Linked DNA regions of Homo sapiens: all the other regions are linked to region 2. Evidence: read pairs that join two places in POLR2A ChIA-PET (ENCODE). Cell type or tissue: OCI-LY7. All regions are shown on one strand.

Region 1 (2,500 bases), 250 kb before region 2:
CAGGCTGGTCTCGAACTCCTGATCTCAGATGATCTGCCCACCTTAGCCTCCCAAAGTGCTGGGATTACAGGCATGAGCCACTGCGCCTGGCTGACAGCAATTTTTTTCTTTATATTCCTAATTTTTGATGAACACAGACTGCAATTATTTCACACATACACCCAAGAAAGTTTGTATACTCAATGCAATATCTTGCAGTGCAAGGGTCTTTAACCATCATTAGCCAGTGGACTTGGAACTGAGAGTTTAAAACAACCATTAAGGAGCACATCTATGTAACACGCTGGTCTCCAGTGCTAAGATTCTTGAGGACAGAGACCGCATCTTATTTCTTTTTTTTTTTTTCTTTTTTGAGACGGAGTCTTGCTCTGTTGCCCAGGCCGGAGTGCAGTGTCACAATCTCGGCTCACTGTAAGCTCCACCTCCTGAGTTTGCGCCATTCTCCTGCCTCAGCCTCCCAAGTAGATGGGACTACAGGCGCCCACCACCACGCCCGGCTAATTTTTTTGTATTTTTAGTAGAGACGGGGTTTCACCGTGTTAGCCAGGATGGTCTCGATCTCCTGACCTCATGATCCACCTCCCAAAATGCTGGGATTACAGGCGTGAGCCACTGCGCCCGGCACATCTTGTTTATTTCTAAACCCCTTCCTTTCTCCTCCCACCACCAGCAAGCACCTAACACTTCGCTTTTACACACAGGAGGTGTTCAATAAATGTTCATTTTATTATGCAATAATGCCATACATTTGTAAGACAGCTAAACAAAAAACTGGAATGCACAAACAGTTTATACACTGGGCTTGGGAATTTCATGAGTGGAGATAATGACAGTGTTTATACAGGACTCTGGTTTATGAAAAGCTTTCATATACATTCTGTCATTCAAGTCTCACATTAACCCAATGGAAGAAGCATTCGTTACCCTCCAGTAGGCAGAGGAAATAGAAACTAAGAAATTAAGTCATCTGCCCAAGGTCACATAGCTAGTGACAGACCAAAGACTCTGAATCTCGGATTTCCTCACTCATAGGCCACTGTTCTCTCCCATGACAATCTTCAGTTAATTAAAAAAAAAAAAAAAATGGCTGTAATCCCAGCACTTGGGAGGCCAAGGTGGACGGACTGCTTGAGCCCAGGAGTTCAAGACCACCTGGACAACATGGCAAAACCCTGTCTCTACAAAAGATACAAAAATTATCCAGGCATGGTGGCACACACCTAAAGTCCCGGCTACTCAGGAAGCTGAGGTGGAAGAATCACGAGCCCAGGAGGTTGAGGTTGCAGTGAGCTGAGAAGATACCACTGCATTCCAGCTTCGGTGACAGAGTGAGATCCTGTCACTCACACAAATAAGAAAATTATTGAAAACATATTTGCTAAGCAATGTCCTAATGTGCTGGGAAATAAAATGATGAACAAACCCTCAGTCCAGGAGGAGAAAACTTAGAATCCAGAAGGAGAAAAAAACACATTAAACAAGAAAATAATTGCAAGTGTGAAAGGACAGTACGGGGATCTACATTGAGGCTCCCTTATTGGGAATCTCTCAAAGACAGAACTGGTGTTATATTGAATCCAAGGATTTTTCTTATTCACCTTATCTCAAACCATTTAAATTAAATATACAGGCATCCACTTTGGAAGGTGCTTTCAAATCACCTAGGGATCTTATTAAAATGCATTATAATCCAATGATTAGGACCCGAAATCCTGCATTTCAAACATACTCCTAGGTGGTGCCAAAGATCCACACTTTGAGAGTCTACAGCAAACTTCTCAAGGATTATGGTTATGTAGAGACACTGATCCTCTCAATCCTGAGAGTACTTTCTGTCACCAGAGGACCAAGAGCAGTTTTTCTTCTGCTACATAAAATGACAGTGGTATTTTTCTTCCTTAATGTTAAGTGATATCAAAAAAGGCAAAGACATCACTAACAAGTATAGTTATCCCTAGACAACACCTTACAAATACATTCCCACTTGAAAGAAAGCTAAAATCAATAAAGCTCACCAGGCATGGTGGCTCATGCCCGTAATCCCAGCACTGTGGGAGCCTGAGGAGGGCAGATCACCAGAGGTCAGGCGTTCAAGACCAGCCTGGCCAATATGGTGAAACCCCGTCTCTACTAAAAATACAAAAATTAGCCGGGCACACACCTGTAAGTCTCTGCTACTCAGGAGGCTGAGGCAGGAGAATCACTTGAACCCAGGAGGTGGAGGTTGCAGTGAGCCCAGATTGCGCCATTGCACTCTGGCCTGAGTTACAGAGCAAGACTCCATCTCAAAAAAATAAAATAAAAATAAAATAAAATCAATAGAGCTCAACTAAAGCAAATTTTGGTTCCCAAATGTCTAGCTGTTTAAAATTGTAGTTTTTTTGTATAGTTTGGTTCTAACTATAATTAGAAATATAATTTTTAAAAAATGTTGGTTCTTCAACCCAAATGTCCATCAATGATAGACTGGATTAAGAAATTGTGGCACATATACACCATG
Region 2 (2,500 bases):
GGGAAAATGTATTCTTGGTGTTAGTACCTATCAATATATTTGGATAATTTAATATAACCCCAGAAACATGCTGAACTATTTTTGGATGCAAAAAAGAAAGAAAGATTATTTTTAGTTATAAGAAAGAAAATGGATGAAGTTTGCCATCTGCTTTCATTTCATCTAGTTTCATCTGTCAGAAACCACTTACTCTGAAACAAATATGTCACAGATTCTTTTTGCAAATAAGGTCTGTATCTATTTTAAGTCCCAAAAGTCCTAAAAGTGACTTGGAAGTAAAATATAGAGCTTCTACTGAAATATTTGGTAAATATTTGAAGCTTTTAATCTTTAATTTAACTTAATTTAAAATAACTGACTGGATGTTCCTCACCACAGATTTATGCTTTCTCCTTATTAGGGAAAATGAACTTAGTATGGCACTTACATATGATGTAAACACTCTGAATAGAAGAGTTAGAACAAGAAAATTGTATTTTCTTACCTACTTTTCCAACTAAATCTTTAGAGTTCCCTTTTGGTGTTCTTTCATATCCTTTTTTGGGGTGCCATCTGATATTGCTCTTTATGAACACCTCTCTGCATCTAGAAAACAGGTTTGGTAGCCTTCATTACAAAATGAAGAATTTAGTGAAATTACGACACTGCTTTCCCTTCCAAACTCTAATTCAACTAAAAACTTGGCAATTACTTTCTAAACATTATTTAATCCCTTTTAGTTTTTTCTTTTCATGGGAAAACTTGTAACTACAATTATTTTGATTTAAATATTGACCCAGTGATAATTATAGCTTTGGTGGTGAAGGTCTTTTGAAACACAGCCCATGTTAAAATTTTTTCTTTAGTCACCCCTCATTCTCTATAGAATCAAGTTCTTATCTCTAAGCCAATATTCAGGGCCTGCCTTTATCTGGCCCCAACTTATTTTTCCAGCTGCTTTCCCACTTTCATGAATTATATGTTCTAGCCAAACTATGTACTCATTTTTTTTTCTCTTTTTGAGATTTTTATTCTCTTGGCCTCTCTTTGGGCTGTCTCATATTTCAATGCTTATATGGCCTTCAAGGCCCAGCTAAGATTGTGTCTTCTCTAGGCTGTCTTCTCTGATATACTTCATTCTATTAACATCTAATAGTCCCTAACTCTTCCTTTCTTAGGGATTTCTAAACATTTTCTCCTTTGTGTTAAGACTAGTTATGTACTTGTCTTGGCCGGGCGTGGTGGCTCATGCCTGTAATCCCAGCACTTTGGAGGCCGAGGTGGGTGGATTGTTGGAGGCCAGGAGTTACAAAAATTAGCCTGGTGTGGTGGTGCATGCCTGTAGTCCCAGCTACTTGGGAGGCTGAGACAGGAGAATTGCTTGAATCCAAGAGGCAGAGGTTGCAGTGAGCTGCGATCACGCCACTGCACTCCAGCCTGGGCGACAGAGCGAGACTCCATCTCAAAAAAAAAAAAAAAAAAAAAAGATTTAAGCAGGGGCCAAGAAATGGGAAGTTAAGTTTTGTATATGTTTGATTTGAGGTGTCTGTGAAGCTATTTAAGTGTCTAGATGTCTTCTAGATGGTTTGATATATGGATCTCTTTAGAGAAAGAAATTTTTGATGTCTTTAAAATTCAGTTGAAACGTGGGACCATATTTGATATTTAACTAAAGGCAAATAAAATATAATTTTGGGTTGTTCTGACTTAAGTAACTAGCACACGTGAACTAGTAGACCAAAAGTGTTATACTACCTACCTGCTACTAGAGTTATAGGACTACATATCTCCAGGTGTCAAATTAAAAAGGCTTGGATTGGCTGGGCGCAGTGACTCATGCCTGTAATCCCAGCACTTTGGGAGGCCGAGGCAGGTGCATTGTTTGAGGCCAGGAATTCGAGAGCAGCCTGGCCCACATGGTGAAACCCCATCTCTACTAAAAATACAAAAATTAGCTGGGTGTGGTGGCCCAGACCTGTACTCCTAGCTACTCAGGAGGCTGAGGCAGGAGAATCATTTGAACCTGGGAGGCGGAGGTTGCAGTGAGCCAAGATTGCACCACTGCACTCCAGCCTGGGCAACAGAGTGAGACTCTGTCTCAAAAAAAAAAAAAAAAAAAAAAACCAAGCTCTGTTAAATTTCAATAAGGTATTAGAAATTATTAAAAATGACCTAAGAATTTAATAAGCTATTTGCAAATGTGATCTTGATCTATATCTATTTTGGGTAGAGATATATTATTTATGCTATGAGCAAAGGGGAATCATTGGAGGGTTTTAAACAGGGAAGGATTGGAAAATTGACAGAAGGAAGTTGGTGCAAGATGGTGATAGTCATCAGAGTGATGCGTTTTTGTGTCTAAATCAGGGTCCTGGGAATATGGATATGAAAAGTAGGCAGATCAAGAGCTAAGCATTATGCTAAAGTAATTGTTTATATGTTGTAGCCATGTTCTAGCATATTCCATGCTTTACACTTATCAATTTAATTTTCATCAATCTTGTGAAGTATGTACTACAGT
Region 3 (2,500 bases), 320 kb before region 2:
GGGATTACAGGCGCCCACCACCACGCCCAGCTAATTTTTGTATGTTTAGTGGAGACAGGGTTTCACCATGTTGGCCAGGCTGGTCTCGAACTCCTGACCTCAGGCGATCCACCTGCCTCGGCCTCCCAAAGGGCTGGGATTACAGGTGTGAGCCACCGCACCCGGCCTTATTTGCTTGTTTTTAAACAAAATGTGAAAAGACACTGAAGGGTTGGGCATAGTGGCTCAGGCCTGTAATCCAAACATTTTGGGAGGCTGAGGCAGGCGGATCACCTGAGGTCAGGAGTTTGGGCCCAGCCTGACCAACATGGAGAAACCCCATCTCTAGTAAAAAAAATTAGCCAGGCATGGTGGCCCATGCTTGTAATCCCAGCTACTTGGGAGGCTGAGGCAGGAGAATCGCTTGAACCCGGGAGGCGGAGGTTGTGGTGAGCCAAGATCGAGCCATTGCACTCCAGCCTGGGCAACAAAAGCGAAACTCCATCTCAAAAAAAAAAAAAAATTAGAAAAGACAATGAAGGAATTTAATTTGCTGTTAGATTTTTTAAAACTTTTATTATTTAACTTTTTAAAAACTTTTAGATTCCCAGGCAAGATGGCCAAATAGGAACAGCTCTGGTCTGCAGCTCCCAGTGAGACCAATGCAGAAGACGGGTGATTTCTGCATTTCCGACTGAAGTACCCAATTCATCTCATTGGGACTGGTTATACAGTGGGTGCAGCCCACAGAGGCCAAGCAGAAGCAGGGTGGGGCATCGCCTCACCTGGAAGGTGAAAGGGGTGGGGGAACTCCCTCCCCTAGCCAAGGGAAGCCTTGAGGGATGGTGCTATCCAGCCCAGATACTAGGCTTTTTCCCACAGTCTTCACAACCCGCAGACCAGGAGATTCCCTCGGGTGCCTACACAAGGGCCCTGGGTTTCAAGCACAAAACTGGACAGCCATTTGGGCAGACACGGAGTTAGCTGCAGGAGTTTTTTTTCATACCCCAGTGGTGCCTGGAATGCCAGCGAGACAGAACCGTTCACTCCCCTAGAAAGGGGGCTGAAGCCAGGGAGCCAAGGGGGCTGAAGCCAGGGAGCCAAGTGGTCTTGCTCAGCAGATCCCACCCCCACGGAGCCCAGCAAGCTAAGATCCACTGGCTTGAAATTCTCACTGCCAGCACAGCAGTCTGAAGTCAACCTGAGACACTGAAGCTTGGTGGGGGGAGGGGTGCCCGCCATTACTGAGACTTCAGTAGGTGGTTTTCCCCTCACAGTGTAAACAAAACCACCTGGAAGTTCAAGCTGGGCAGAGCCCACCACAGCTTGGCAAACCCCTGAAGCTAGACTGCCTCTCTAGATTCCTCCTCTCTGGGCAGGGCATCTCTGAAAGAAAGGCAGCAGCCCCCGTCAGGGACTTACAGATCAAACTCCCATCTCCCTGGGACAGAGCATCTGGGGGAAGGCGTGGCTGTGAGTGCAGCCTCAGCAGACTTAAACAATCCTGCCTGCTGGCTCTGAAGAGAGCAGTGGAACTCCCAGCGCAGCGCTCAAGCTCTGCTAAAGGACAGGCAGCATCCTCAAGTGGGTCCATGACCCCCATGCCTCCTGACTAGGACACAGCTCCCAGCAGGGGTCGGCAGACACCTCATATAAGAGAGCTCTGGCTAGCCTCTGGCAGGTGCCCCTCTGGGACAAAGCTTCCTGAGGAAGGAGCAGGCAGCAATCTTTGCTGTTCTGCAGCCTCCGCTGGTGATACCCAGGCAAACAGGATCTGCAGTGGACCTCCAGCAAACTCCAGCAGACTTGCAGCAGAGGGGCCTGACTGTTAGAAGGAAACTAACAAACAAAAAGCAATAGCATCAACATCAACAAAAAGGACAACCACGCAAAAACCCCATCTGAAGTTCACCAACATCAAAGACCAAAGGTAGATAAATCCACAAAGATGAAGAAAAGCCAGTGCAAAAAAGCTAAAAATTCCAAAAACCAGAATGTCTTTTCTCCTCCAAAGGACCACAACTCCTCGCCAGCAAGAGAACAAAGCTGGATGGAGAATAAGTGTGACGAATTGACAGAAGTAGGCCTCAGAAGGTGGGTTAATAACAAACTCCACTGAGCTAAAGCAGCACGTTCTAACCCAATGCAAGGAACTAAGAACCTTGATAAACGGTTACAGGAACTGCTAACTAGAATAACCAGTTTACAGAAGAACATAAATGACCTGATGGAGCTGAAAAACACAGCATGAGAACTTGGTGAAGCATACACAAGTATCAATAGCCGAATCGATTAAGTGGAAGAAAGGATATCAGAGATTGAAGAAAAACTTAATAAAAATAAAGCGTGAAGATAAGATTAGAGAAAACAGAATGAAAAGGAACAAACAAAGCCTCCCAAGAAATATGGGACTATGTGAAAAGACCAAACCTACGTTTGACTGGTATACCTGAAACTGACGAATGGAACCAAGTTGGAAAACACATTTCAGGATTATTATCCAGGAGAACTTCCCCAACCT

The links. Peaks named below come from ENCODE experiments on the same cell type or tissue, not always from the same donor. Only the 100,000 strongest peaks of a DNase experiment are listed, where the experiment ranks them.
Region 1: POLR2A ChIA-PET joins it to region 2 with 6 read pairs; 5 of 35 experiments call an interaction of 5 or more read pairs at or near these places.
Region 3: POLR2A ChIA-PET joins it to region 2 with 5 read pairs; 9 of 35 experiments call an interaction of 5 or more read pairs at or near these places.

Annotation. Positions count from the first base shown.
Region 1 is chr4:70,924,849-70,927,348 of GRCh38, reverse strand. All of the region lies in intron 1 of MOB1B (MOB kinase activator 1B), which reads right to left. Among named protein-coding and RNA genes, the nearest start is that of MOB1B, 24 kb to the right of the region's middle. In OCI-LY7, a CTCF peak has its summit at 1,714; DNase peaks (open chromatin) are centred at 958 and 1,770; H3K4me3 peaks cover 2,101 bases; H3K27ac peaks cover 2,357 bases.
Region 2 is chr4:70,679,584-70,682,083 of GRCh38, reverse strand. LOC101927297 (a long non-coding RNA gene) reads right to left here. Exons shown (of 4, transcript XR_938860.3): 3 at 485-585. Among named protein-coding and RNA genes, the nearest start is that of UTP3, 7.7 kb to the left of the region's middle. In OCI-LY7, no CTCF peak of the experiment used is centred here; DNase peaks (open chromatin) are centred at 173 and 1,503; H3K4me3 peaks cover 1,856 bases; H3K27ac peaks cover 2,500 bases.
Region 3 is chr4:71,003,511-71,006,010 of GRCh38, reverse strand. All of the region lies in intron 2 of DCK (deoxycytidine kinase), which reads right to left. Among named protein-coding and RNA genes, the nearest start is that of DCK, 11 kb to the right of the region's middle. RefSeq lists enhancers at 1,128-1,387, 1,080-1,776 and a silencer at 1,385-1,679. In OCI-LY7, a CTCF peak has its summit at 1,603 (motif pointing right); DNase peaks (open chromatin) are centred at 1,230 and 1,540; H3K4me3 peaks cover 2,278 bases; H3K27ac peaks cover 2,500 bases.